2 separate regions of the Homo sapiens genome follow, and region 2 is linked to region 1. The links are chromatin loops, found by intact Hi-C in ENCODE. Cell type or tissue: thyroid gland. All regions are shown on one strand. Each heading gives the region's core, and the rest is flanking DNA. Links, peaks and the distances in the headings are about the cores only. Region 1 has its middle 5.1 kb from the start of TRE-TTC1-1. Region 2 overlaps SMPD4 (sphingomyelin phosphodiesterase 4).

The links. Hi-C counts contacts between places; a loop is a spot of excess contacts. Peaks named below come from ENCODE experiments on the same cell type or tissue, not always from the same donor. Only the 100,000 strongest peaks of a DNase experiment are listed, where the experiment ranks them.
Region 2: a loop joins it to region 1, with 5 times the contacts of the local background. A loop is called at or near these places in 40 of 110 quality-filtered maps.

What each region holds. Positions count from the first base shown.
Region 1 is chr2:130,328,865-130,335,427 of GRCh38, reverse strand. No RefSeq gene overlaps it. Among named protein-coding and RNA genes, the nearest start is that of TRE-TTC1-1, 5.1 kb to the left of the region's middle. RefSeq lists an enhancer at 2,483-3,033. In thyroid gland, for the core only: a CTCF peak has its summit at 2,690 (motif pointing right); a DNase peak (open chromatin) is centred at 2,697.
Region 2 is chr2:130,153,037-130,159,599 of GRCh38, reverse strand. It overlaps SMPD4 (sphingomyelin phosphodiesterase 4), which reads left to right. Exons shown (of 20, transcript NM_017951.5): 12 at 2,204-2,349; 13 at 2,925-3,015; 14 at 3,465-3,565; 15 at 4,341-4,504; 16 at 5,118-5,323; 17 at 5,665-5,898; 18 at 6,150-6,281; 19 at 6,429-6,557. Among named protein-coding and RNA genes, the nearest start is that of CCDC74B, 11 kb to the right of the region's middle. RefSeq lists an enhancer at 1,287-1,386. In thyroid gland, for the core only: a CTCF peak has its summit at 3,358 (motif pointing left); DNase peaks (open chromatin) are centred at 2,019 and 3,429; H3K27ac peaks cover 3,027 bases.

The DNA.
Region 1 (6,563 bases), core at 634-5,633:
CTCTAGGGAAACCCAAAGGCAACAGGGGATGCAAAAACAAGGACACTAGAGGAAATTTTAGCCTCTGACATTTACAGCTACAGCAAACAAGAAACACAGCCTCCCTCCTTAGTCAGATAAATATAAAACTTCACACTAAAAGCCTATTTACCTCAGTTCCTCTCACCTTATGCATGTTTGGCTTTCAACAGAAAATTACAAGATGGGAGATAAAACATTTCTGCAGCAGAATGCCTCCATCAGCCAGTTGCCTGCCTGTGGAATTTTGGAAGCCCCATGGCCTTCCTTTATTCCATTCCATCTCTGTCCCTTAGATTCCAGGCTGCCATGTTTCTACTGCTATCAGAATCTCAAAACCTTTGTCTCCTGCATAATTCATGGGGTTTCAGCCAACAGACAAAGGGGCCCTCCACAGATCTTTCCTTGGTAACCCCATCTCTATTTCTGGCTTCTGCTGAGGTGGTGGAGTGGTTCCATGAGTCACATGTCCAATCTCTTTAGCAAAATGTTATCCAGCCACACCCTTGGTCCTCTTTCCAGAGTACACTTTCTAACAGTGAGTTTCCTAATTTTTGTAGTCTTTGTAATCTGGACATCCCGAGAGCCCCTAAATCATTAAGTGCCAGCTCCTTTCTGCTTGACTGTTCTTTGCTCGATGTAACTTTTTCCTCTCACAGTTCCTATTAGCAGCAAGCAGGTTGTACCTTCAACACTTCCCTCAACTAAATATCCAAGCGTTTAATATCCAAGCTTATTATTTATCATGTCTACTTTCCACATAACAACAGAACACAATTTAGTCAAGTTCTCTACCACTTTATAACAAAGATCTCTTTTACTCAGCTGTCAAAGAATATGTTCCTCATTTCTTTCTAAGACCTCACCAGAGGCACCTTTAACATTAGGTTTCTACTAACATTCTGTTCATGACAATATATGTATTCTCTAAGAGCATCAGTCCTCAACCTTTTTGGCACCAGGGACAGGGGCTGGGGGGCTGGGAGGATTATGGGATGGCTTCAGGATGAAGCTGTTCCACCTTAGATCATCAGGCATTAGTTAGATTCTCATAAGGACTGCACAGCTTCGATCCCCAGCATGCACAGTTCCCAATAGGGTTCATGCTCCTATGAGAATCTAATGCCCCGCTGGTATGACAGGAGGCGGAGCTCAGGCGGTAATGCTGGATCACTGGCCGCTCACCTCCTGCTGTGTGGCCTGGTTCCTAACAGCCAGGGACCTGTACCAGTCCTTGGCCTGGGGGTTGGGGACCCCTGCTAAGAGGATAGAAGCTTCTCTACAGCTCTTCTCACTTCCTTCTGAGCTTTCATTAGAGTTACTGTCCACATCTCCATCAACTGTTTCCTTAATGGATTCTAGGCTTTTTCTATCACGTGCCTCAAACTTCTTCCAGCCTCTCCCTGATTCCAAAGCTCCTTCCACGTTTTAGTTATTTGTTACAGAAACATCCTACTTCCTGGCACCAGTGTCTGTATTGGTTTCCTAGGCTGCCACAGTAATTTAACACAAACTTCATAATTTATCCTCTCACAGTTATGAAAGTCAGAAGTCTGGAATCCAGGTGCTGGCAGACCTGTGTGTCCTCTGAAGGCTCTAGGGAAGAACGCTTCTCTGCTTGTCCTAGCTTCTGGTGGTTCTGATTGTCCCTGGCACTCCTTGAGTTGTAGCTACATCGCTCTGATCTCTGGCCCCATCCTTCACGTGGCCTTCTTCTCCATATGTATCCACGTGTCCTCTCCTTCTCCTGCAAGAACAGCAGTCACTGGATATAGAACCTACTCTAAGCTGGGTGTGGTGGCTCACGCCTATAATCCCAGCAATTTGGGAGAGCGAGGCAGGTGGATCACCTGAGGTTGGGAGTTGGAGACCAGCCTGACCAACATGGAGAAACCCCGTCTCTACCGAAAATACAAAATTACCTGGGCATGGTGGCGCATGCCTGTAATCCCAGCTACTTGGGAGGCTAAGGCAGAAGAATCACTTGAACCCAGGAGGCGGAGGTTGCTGTGGGCCGAGAGAGCGCTACTGCACTCTAGCCTGGGCAACAAAAGTGAAACTCCATCTCCAAACAAACAAAACAAAACAAAACAAACAGACAAAAAAAAAAAAAAAAAAAAAAAAACACACACAGAAAAAAGAGCCTACTCTAATCCAGTACAAATCACCTTAACTTAATTACATCTGCAAGATTCTATTCCCAAATTAAATCATCTTCTGAGGTTGTGGGTAGACACGATATTTTTTTTCTTTTTGATGGGGAGACACTGTTCAACCCAAGACAGAGCACGTGGAGGGACAAACTGCAAAAACAGTGGATTCCTATAACAAAGTTTTAAAAATGCTGCCTTGACCCACTTTTGAGGCCCTGGCTAGAGGTCAGTTTCCCTTCTTGGGCACCCGATTAAGTTCATACTTGCAACCACTGGACTCTCTCACTCTGAGCTAATCAAACCCCTCCCCACCCCATAACACGTGCTCTCTCGGGAACTGTGAGTAAAATGTTTCAGCGTCACTCATGTCTTATCTTTTCAATATCAGTCATTTCCTAATCTGAATAATGTTACCTAAATAATAATAAAACCTATTGAAGCAGCGGGCCCAGCAAGCAGGGTGGTTTGGTGGGCTACAATGACGGCCACTAGGCCGCCCTTGCTTACAGACTGGCCCCACCAGGTGGCAGCACCAGTCCGGGGCACAGCTACGTTTTGCCGTCTAACGGGTGTCTGGTGAATCTCATTCCTAAATTGTGAAACTTTGAGTCATCCAGAGTTTCTCCTAAACCAAGGTATCAAGTGCTTCGGGCAGCTCAAATTAATTGGCTACTTCTGGTTGTCAAAAAACTCCACAGAAGCGGGCAAGGAGTGAGGAGGGGGTGTGGCTCTCCTCCAGGTGCCATGGAGCCGGCTGAGTGGCTCCATGTCAGGCAACGCGGACACATGGCTGGCAACACAATCACTCTCTACGGCCCATTCCACCTTACGGCGGGAGACCGCACTGCCAGGACGGCCCAGGGCCTGGTGGCTCACGGGGTCGGTGCGCCAGCAGCCTCTTCCGGGATCCACCGCATCCCGCGAGTCCTTGATAGTATTTGTAGACTGCTGTGGTGTTGTCTGCCTTGATGCTGTCGCAGTTTGTCCCTCGAACCCCGTGCAGTACAAGGGCTCACACCCACGGAGACCGCTGGCACAGTGCTTAATAAAAAATGAAGGCCGGGCGCGGTGGCTCACACCTGTAATCCCAGCACTTTGGGAGGCCGAGGCGGGTGGATCACGAGGTCAGGAGATCGAGACCATCCTGGCCAACATGGTGAACCCCCGTCTCTACTAAAAATACAAAAAATTAGCTGGGCGTGGTGGCGGGCGCCTATAGTCCCAGTTACTCGGGAGGCTGAGGCAGGAGAATCGCTTGAATCGGGGAGGTGGAGCTTGCAGTGAGCCAAGATTGCGCCACTGCACTCCAGCCTGGGAGACAAAGCGAGACTCCGTCTCAAAAACAAAAAAAACAAAAAAACAAAAACAAAAATAAAAAATAAAAAATAAATCAAAGGGGAGGGAACACCTTCTTCCTGCCCTGTCCGAGACCCCCAACAAGGAGGTCACACAGTTGATTCCGGAATGAGAACCCCTGGACTCTGGCCTCGCAGAGCAGTGATGGTTGGGTTAGGTTGGTGAAAGTAGAAATGAAGAAATGTGGGTGAGTTCAAGAGATACTGATGTAGTGGAATTAGTGTGTCTTTGCAATGTTTTGGATGTGAGGGGTGAAAGAGCAATTAAAGCTGTTTTCCAGATTTCTGCCTCATGCAACTGTTTGTGCCTTTCACTGCAGAAACTGGAGACTAAACTGGACTGGAAGTGCGTAGTTTTTTCGTTTTTGTTTTTTGGAGATAGGATCTTGCTATGCTTTCCACGCTGGACTTGAATTCCAAGGCTGAAAGGATACCATCCTCCACCTCAGCCTCCTGAGTAGCTGGGACTACAGGTGTGTGCCCCTGTACCCAGCTTCATGAGTTTAGTTTTATACATGTTGAATTTTAGCTATCTTGGTTAAAGATTTCAAGGTAGAATATGTGGGTCTGTAGCTCAGTGGAGAGGCTGGTTATGTTGGTTATGTGTTCCATCTCGATGTTGAAGTTACTGATCCTTTCAGGGAGGTCTTGGAATGAAGAGGAATACTGAGCTAAGTGCCAGAGTCCCTAGTGAATGAAGAATTTAATTAGGGTATTTGTTAGATGGCACAACAAAGGGGGTTGGATAGAACTTTGGTTGAATGGTTTGGTCTCTTCACAGGAAGACTGCTTTCTACAAGAGGATGGGTTAGTAACGGTCTGGAAGTGGTGATGGGTACGAAGAGCTCACTGCTTCACCCTCAAGTGAAGAAATAACACTTGAGAGGATTTAGGAAAGGTAGTCTTGGCAGGAGAGAGCCAGGTTTTAATTTGAGGAGGTCAAAGGAATGCTTTAGACTAGTTAAGTATATGAAAGTTTGTATAATGGAAAGGTTTAGGGACTGTCAGAAGATGAGGTCTCTGCCTTTCTAGAAAGCATATTCTCTTTTCCTTACTATTTATGATGCACAAATTATTTACACTACAAAACCAAGCTTTTATAAATTTAAATCTATAGATTTCACATTTTTAAGGATATATAAAGTTTCTATAGCTTTACCCATTGAGTTTGGGTTTTGTTTCCCCTACATTTCTTTCTTTCTCTTTCCTTTCCTTCCTTTTTTTATCTTTCATCTTTCTTTCTCTCTTTCCTTTCTTTCTCCTTCCTTCCTTCCTTCCTCCATTTTTTTGAGACAGGGTCTGCCCTCTGTCACTTGGACTAGAGTGCAGTGGCACAATCTCGGCTCGCTGCAACCTCTGTCTTCCGGGTTTGAGTGATCCTCCTGCCTCAGCCTCCTGAGTAGCTGGGACAACAAGAGTGTGATACCATGCCTGGCTAATTTGTTTTTGTATTTTTTGTACAGATGGGGTTTTGCCATGTTGCCCAGGCTGGTCTCCTACTCCTGAGGGTCAAGCGATCCACCTGCCTCAGTCTCCCAAAGTACTGGGATTACAAGCATGAGCCACCGCACCCAGCCCACATTTTCTGCTTTTTATGTATCTGCTTTTCTATTTCAGGACTCATATGAATGAGCAAAACATATCTTGAACACTCATGCAAAAGAGTGTAAGAATCTAGCAGAGGCTTTATTGGCCTCTGAGACTTTGGATGCCAAAGAGATTCAAGTTGTTCTTGAGGGGAAGAAAGAAACTGGAAGTGAGATAACTCTCTTCTTGATAGGGATGTATTACTAGTTTCATTGAAGAATGGAAGCATTAGTCTCTCTTTGGCAATGCTTTCCCATCCATTCTTGAGTTAGTATAATTCAAGGGTGTGAGATACTTTGTCAGTCTATTGTCATGATGACACCTATTGCAAATTAGCAACCTTGCAGCATGCATATTTAAAAAAAGAACAATCAGGATTTAGAACAGCTTATTTGAGAAATGTCAGTCATAAAGTTGAAAGAAATGATTTTATGGTTGGTGACTCTACTAGATGCGAATAAAAATTGTGCCCTTAGCTCTTGGGAAGCATTTTTAATTTGCAAGCTAAAATTGTTGAAGGATATCCATTATCTCTTGATATTACCATTTATCTTTTATAATAAAATATTATTTGGTTGTTGGTAAATCATAATTTTATGTACATCAATGGAAACTTAAGATGCAGTAATTGTGCTTCAAATTAACTGCATATAAAATGTTTAAATCTAAGAGTAGAGAGTTGTAATTCAGTTACAATCAGAATTTAAATGGTTATAACATTTTAAAATGGACAATAAAAAAGGCAGACCATAAGAAGTACCGTAAAAGATGTGGAGAAACTATAACCCTCATACACTGCTTGTTAGAATAAAAAATTCTACAGTCACTTTGAAAACCACATCCATTTAGTTATAAGCATATTTCTTAATTTTAATGTGTCATGTTTTAATAAAATATGTCGGAATAAAGACTTTGGATTGAAAAAATAATACTGAGTAGTGGACATGATTTGGAGAGTTGGTACCTTTGAAACAAATATTTTATTTCTATGCAAATACCTTTCTGTCCCCACTCTGTTACACATGAATCCTTATTTTAGTCAGGAATATAATCTTTCCTTCCCTTTCACAATAGAAACTTAATTAAATTATATATAAAAGCGATGTTTTCTGAACTACTTCCATCTTCCATCACCATGACAATATAACGGGTGGCTAATCTGTTATGAATGTGAGAACGCATTTCATTAAAAAAATTACTAAGTTGCCAAACAGGGAGGGTGGGAGGACACTTATTTCTTAAATAAATCCTACTTCAGAGAGCTTGCTGTGAATGTTCTGCTTCTGGAAGCAGGTATTTGACTCATCCAGGAAATCAAGGCTGAGAGAAGGGCTGGTGGCTGGTGAGCTGCTTTGTCTGAGAAAGGGAGAATTGTTACTGTGTTGAGACTTGTCTGCACTCTCCGAATTTGTTTTGGCAAAGAATGCTTGAGTGTTTACAGAGGCCCAGA
Region 2 (6,563 bases), core at 495-5,494, 180 kb after region 1:
TTGACATGGTCTCGGCTCACTGCAATCTCCACCTCCCAGATTGAAGTGATTCTTCTGCCTCAGCCTCTTGAGTAGCTGGGATTACAGGCATGTGCCACCCACCCGGCTAATTTTTGTATTTTTAGTAGAGATGTAGTTTCACCATATTGGCCAGGCTGGTCTCAAACTCCTGACCTCAAGTGATCTGCCTGCCTTGGCCTCCCAAAGTGTTGGGATTATAGGCGTGAGCCACCGCACCTGGCCCTTTCTTCCAAAACAATGCAAATTCATTGCCCAAAGACTTAACAATACAGATAGAGAAAAATAGCCAGCCACGATGGCTCATGCTTGTAATCCCAGCACTTTGGGAGGTTGAGGCAGGCGGATTGCCTGAGCTCAGGAGTTTGAGACCAGCCTGGGCAACATGGCGAAACCCCTGTCTCTACAAATACAAAAATTAGCCTGGTGTGGTGGTGTGTGCGCCTGTGTTCCCAGCTACCCGGGAGGCTGAGATGGGAGGATCCCTTAAGCCCTGGAGGCAGAGGCTGCAGTGAGCCGAGACCACGACACTACAGCGCGGGTGACAGAGTGAGACCCTGTCTCAAAAAAAAGAAAATGCCTCCCACCCCATAGCTCCATCTTCAGACTCAGCCACTTATCTCTGGGGTGTGTCACTTGGACCTGTGGGGACAGTTTCCTGACGGGGAGACTTGAGTGGGTAGCGATATGGGCAGTGGCCCGTGCGGGGTCTACAGCATACCAGGATATACCTGGAGGCTGGGCCCTGCACCAGCCTCAGCAGCACAGATGTGTTACGGCCCAAAGGGCTAGGGGACAAGTGTGGAGAGGCGAGCATGTCCACTCAGACTCAGGGTCCTGCCCTCAGCACCCCTACTTCCCTGCCCTCGTCTACTCTCGATGCGCCCACCTGCCCTCCCAATGCTAAACAACCAGAGGAAGCCCATGGCCACCAAAAAGGCTTTCCTCTCCGGCTAGATCTCCAGGATCCTGCTTGTATGTTACAAATCAAAAGTTTGGCCTAGGCTGGACACAGTGGCTCACGCCTGTATTCCCTCTCTTTGGGAGACCTGAGGTCAGGCCAACATGGTGAAACCCCATCTCTATGAAAAATAAAAATTAGCTGGGCATGGTGGCACACACTTGTCGTCCCAGCTACTCAGGAGGCTGAGTCAGGAGAATTGCTTGAACCTGGAGGCGGAGGTTGCAGTGAGCCGAGATTGCGCCACTGTGCTCCAGCCTGGGCGACAGAGGGAGACGTTGTCTCAAGAAAAAAAAAAAAAGTTTGGCCTAATATGCTTGACTGTGCTTTTGTCTTGGGGTTTTCCTGACCACAGGTCCCTGGGCAACAGAGGAAGTGACGCCCGGGGCTTCTACTGGGCCGAGTTCTCATCTGGCTGTGTCCAGGATGAGGAGCAGGTGGGAGGAATTGGGGAGGAAAGTGAAGCCATGGGGTTCTTATTTTTGAACCAGGTCTTACTCTCACCCACGCTGGAGTGCAGTGGCACGATCCTAGCTCACTGCAGCCTCAAACTCCTGGGCTGAAGTGATCCTCCCACCCTAGCCTCCTGAGTCATTAGGACTATAGGTGTGCACCACCACACCCAGCTAACTTTTAAAAATTTTTTGTAGAGACAGGGTGTCCCTATGTTGTCTAGGCTAATCTCGAACTTCTTCTTAGCGATCTTTCCACCTTGGCCTCCCAAAGTGCTGGAATTACAGGTCTGAGGCACCACACCTGGGTTCCATGTGCTTTCTGCACACACTTGGGAGGCAGGTGGGAGACCCTGGATCCAGAGCTTGTGGGTGATGCTGGCTTTCTCCTGCCCTGGGGATCAAGACAGGCACCAGCGCCCAAGGGCACAGCCTGTGCCACCCGCTGCGGATTTGCAGCCGTGCAGAAGCAGGGCTGGGAGGCCCTCTGCAGATGTGTCTGTCTTAGTGAGGCCTCCCCAGGGCTGTGTGGGCGCTGGGCCAAGCACTTCCATACCACAAGCTGGTCACAGTTCAGACCAAGCAGTGCAAGGCACATCTGGGTGCCAGGCACAGTGGTGCCCCATGGGGTGGCCCCACTCCTGGCCTGGCTCATGCCTCCCGTGGGGGCAGCAGAGCAACTGGCTCAGGGCGGGATGTGGTCAGACCTGGAGGCGGAGTGCTATGGGTGCCACGCTCCTTCCCAGGCCCTCACCCCTCCTTCTCCACCCAGGAGTCGTTCACGCCTACTGAGGAGCATGTGTTGGTGGTGCGCCTGCTGCTGAAGCACCTGCACGCCTTTGCCAACAGCCTGAAGCCAGAGCAGGCCTCACCCTCCGCCCACTCCCACGCCACCAGCCCCCTGGAGGAGTTCAAACGGTGGGTGGCCCTTGCGGCTTCCCACCACTGCCGTCTCCCCCACTTTCCCCTCCTAAGGTGTCGCCCACAGCGACCTCTCCCCAGGGCATGGAGGGCAGGGTGAGGGGAGTCCCTTTCTGTTCACAGAGCACGTGAGGCCTCTCCAGGCCTAGGCAGGTGTCCTCTCACCCCGCCCAGTTGGCTCCCAGAGCCTCTCTCTCCAGACTGGCCAGAGAGGCCCCATTGTGCTGCCATCTCTTGCATCTCATATTCTTCAACCCTGTCAGAAGAGTTGGGGTGGCCCTGACTGCCAGGCCCACCAGGGCCAGCAGAGTGGGCTGTTTGTATGGGACGGAGGGTGAGGTGTGTGCAGGAGTTGTGCTGACTCGGCCGCCTGCGTGCTGTGTGTCCTTGGGATGTTCCCTAACCTCTCTGAACCTTGATTTCTTCCTCTGAAGAATGGGGCTGAACCTCCCGGAGGTGCCCAGTGCTCTCCCCCGGCGGAGCCAACCCTCACTGATGGGAGCCCTGGGGTCATCTGTGAGCAGGGCCTCCTTACTGGGCAAGCAGCAGGTGACCCTCCCCATCCCCTGCAGGGCTGCTGTCCCGAGGTTCGTCCAGCAGAAACTCTACCTCTTCTTGCAGCATTGCTTTGGCCACTGGCCCCTGGACGCATCGTTCAGAGCTGTGAGTGTTGGCCCCGTCACACGTGTGCCTGTGTCCTCTGTGTGCCTTGAGGTGGGAGGTCCTTTGGGGCAGATAAAGGAGGAGAGCAAGTGTTATCACAGAGGCCTTGGCAAGGAGGGGGTCTTGGAGGGCCACATTGTTCTTTCTGTTTGAGTTTCCAAAGCCAGCCCTCAGGAAAGCCCTGCCCTGTCCCACCTGTCTGGTGCAGGGCAGGTTCCTACCCTTACCTGACCAGGGAGTACTCTGCCCCCTGGGCTGGGAAAAGCCCACCCTGGCTTCTGGAGGGCCAGCAAGAGCCAAACCTCACAGGGCTGTGCATGTCTCTCCTGCGCCCTCTGGAGGAAGTGAGAAGAGTCAGTCCCACCCAGCTGCCGCCTGGTATCTGGGCTCCAGGCCACCGAGTATTTGGCCCCCAGCCACGGAGCCCTTAGCACACACCTCCCCCACAGGTCCTGGAGATGTGGCTGAGCTACCTGCAGCCGTGGCGGTACGCGCCTGACAAGCAGGCTCCGGGCAGCGACTCCCAGCCCCGGTGTGTGTCGGAGAAATGGTGAGCCTCAGCTCCTCTCACAGACATGCCACTGGCTCCCCCAGGTGGATATTGTTCCAGTGGGTGGAGGCCAAGCCAGCGGCCTGTGCTGGGGTCAGCCTGGCCCTGGCCCCCGTGGCCTCCTGAAGTCCTCTCCCAGCCCCTGCCGAGCGGAACACAGACCAGCCTTTTCCTAGGCTCAACTTTGCCAGGCCCTAGAATTGGTTTCTTATGGAAGCTGTGGGTGACCCATCCTGCCCTGTCCCCTCTCCCTTCTGTCCCAGATGAGTGTTTAGCCACCCCCAAACTATCCCTTGACCTTCATCAGCACAGAACAGAGCAGCGGTGATCAAGCAGGGGATGAGGGAGGCTGTCTTCCCCTCATCCCCTGCTTGATCCTCACAGCGGACCCCCAGGCTTCCGTGGCACCTGGCATGGCCACTGATCCCTCCCCTCCTTGCCCAAGGCATTCCCCTTTGGACCCTCTGGGGGATCCTCCCTGAGCCCCCTCAGGCTCTGGGCTGGCCTCTGCCATGGTGGCCTCCATCCACTTGGAAAGGGGCCTCAGCCTTGCTAAGGATGTGGCATCCTCAGAGGGCCTGGGTCTTACCTGCCTCTGTCCTGTCCTCCCTGCCTGCCCGTGGCCCCCTGAGCTGTCATCTGTGACAGCTTGTCACCTTGGCTAAGGAGAGTCTGAAAGCCCAAGGGTGAGCAAGGGCATTAGGGGCACGGACCGGGCATTAGGGGCATGCTTCCAGTTGGAAGGCTGGCCCCAACCTGCCACCTCGGTCCCCAGGGCACCCTTTGTCCAGGAGAACCTGCTGATGTACACCAAGTTGTTTGTGGGCTTTCTGAACCGCGCGCTCCGCACAGACCTGGTCAGCCCCAAGCACGCGCTCATGGTGTTCCGAGTGGCCAAAGTCTTTGCCCAGCCCAACCTGGCTGAGATGATTCAGAAAGGTAAGTCCTCAGCCTGGGCCAGCCCGGTATACGTCAACCCAGCCAGACCAGGGCCAGGCCCTTAGCTGGGGGTGGCTGGTCTTTAAGAGGGACCCACACGCCCAGAGTGGGCCCCGGCAAAGGGTGCTGTGGAGACTCCTGGGACACGTCTGTGTGGTGAGGTCTGAAACCGGCTGGATCCTGCCTGCCCTGCAGCCACCAGGCACTGGGTGGGGGATCGCAGGTGTGCCCACAGAGCGGGCCGGCACGGTCCAAGCTGCGGCCCCGTGACCCCGCTGTTTCTCCCTGGCAACTCGTGTTGGCCGCTTCAGGAGGTGAGCCTGGTCTCTGCCTTGCATTCATCCTGGCTGGGTTGGGCGTTGGTTTCTGTCGATCCTCCTGTTGTTTACCTCCTGCAGACACTGCTAGGGGCTCTGTGAGCCAGCAGCTCCCCCATCCGCCCTCCCCATGTCAGCCACCTACTGTGTGGGAGATGCTGCCAGGCAGGGCCTCAGGAGGACACCCCTGGGTCATGGCTCCCCAGACACCTCAGAGACACCCCAGAATCCTAAGGGCAGCAGTCGGGTACTCTGCCTCCGGGAAGTGGGTGCCAGGTTCGTCTCCTGCCTTCTAGGTGAGCAGCTATTCCTGGAGCCAGAGCTGGTCATCCCCCACCGCCAGCACCGACTCTTCACGGCCCCCACATTCACTGGGAGCTTCCTGTCACCCTGGCCACCAGCGGTCACTGATGCCTCCTTCAAGGTGAAGAGCCACGTCTACAGCCTGGAGGGCCAGGACTGCAAGTACACCCCGATGTTTGGGCCCGAGGCCCGCACCCTGGTGAGTGGTTCGGCGGTGCCTGTCCTCAGGGCCCCTGGAGCCATGGGGCTGAGCAGAACCCGGGAAGTGCTGTGATCCAGCAGGAAGGAGGGAGGCTGGGTATAGATTTGACGCCATATCTCCTTCCCCCGTTTTAGTAAAGTCTAATTTTTTCCTGATAACGAAGGCAGTGTTTCTTGGGAAATTTCAAATGTAGAAGATCATCCTTTAGTCTTTAAAAGTCTTCTGGCAGAAGCCACTCCTCCTGACGCTCAGCAGTCTGGCTGTGCATTGCTCTTGGGGCTGCCTGGGTGGCAGCACAGGCCTGTCCTGCTGGTGACCTGCCCGCGCCTCCCTTGCAGGTCCTGCGCCTCGCTCAGCTCATCACACAGGCCAAACACACAGCCAAGTCCATCTCCGACCAGTGTGCGGAGAGCCCGGCTGGCCACTCCTTCCTCTCATGGCTGGGCTTTAGCTCCATGGACACCAATGGCTCCTACACAGCCAACGACCTGGACGAGATGGGGCAAGACAGTGTCCGGAAGACAGATGAATACCTGGAGAAGGCCCTGGAGTACCTGCGCCAGATATTCCGGGTACGAGCTATGGGGCCTGCCCCACCGCCATCAGGGTCCCCTTCCCTGAAGGATCCACTCCACCCAGCCTGTGGTCAGCCACCTACCAGTCCCAGGCCCCACACATATGGACCCAGTGTTGTGGGAGGCAGGCCCACACCCCGAGCGTCATAGCTGGGTCCCCTTGTTGCCACTGTTGTAGGCTGGTGGGGTGAAGACTGGTCCCCTCTCTTCATCTTGATGCTGAGGGCAGTGGCATTTCTCTCTGGCAGCTCAGCGAAGCGCAGCTCAGGCAGTTCACACTCGCCTTGGGCACCACCCAGGATGAGAATGGAAAAAAGCAACTCCCCGACTGCATCGTGGGTGAGGACGGACTCATCCTTACGCCCCTGGGGCGGTACCAGGTGAGAGGCCCGTGTCTCAGAGGCGCACAGGCTGGGCCCTGACCCGTCCCCAGCTCCCTCCTCCCTTGTGAGCAGAGGCCATCAGGCTCCTCTGAGTTGTGTGTGGGGCTGTGTTTTCTGACCCATCCCCATGGCCTGGCTTTCTAGATCATCAATGGGCTGCGAAGGTTTGAAATTGAGTACCAGGGGGACCCGGAGCTGCAGCCCATCCGGAGCTATGAGATCGCCAGCTTGGTCCGCACACTCTTTAGGCTGTCGTCTGCCATCAACCACAGAGTGAGT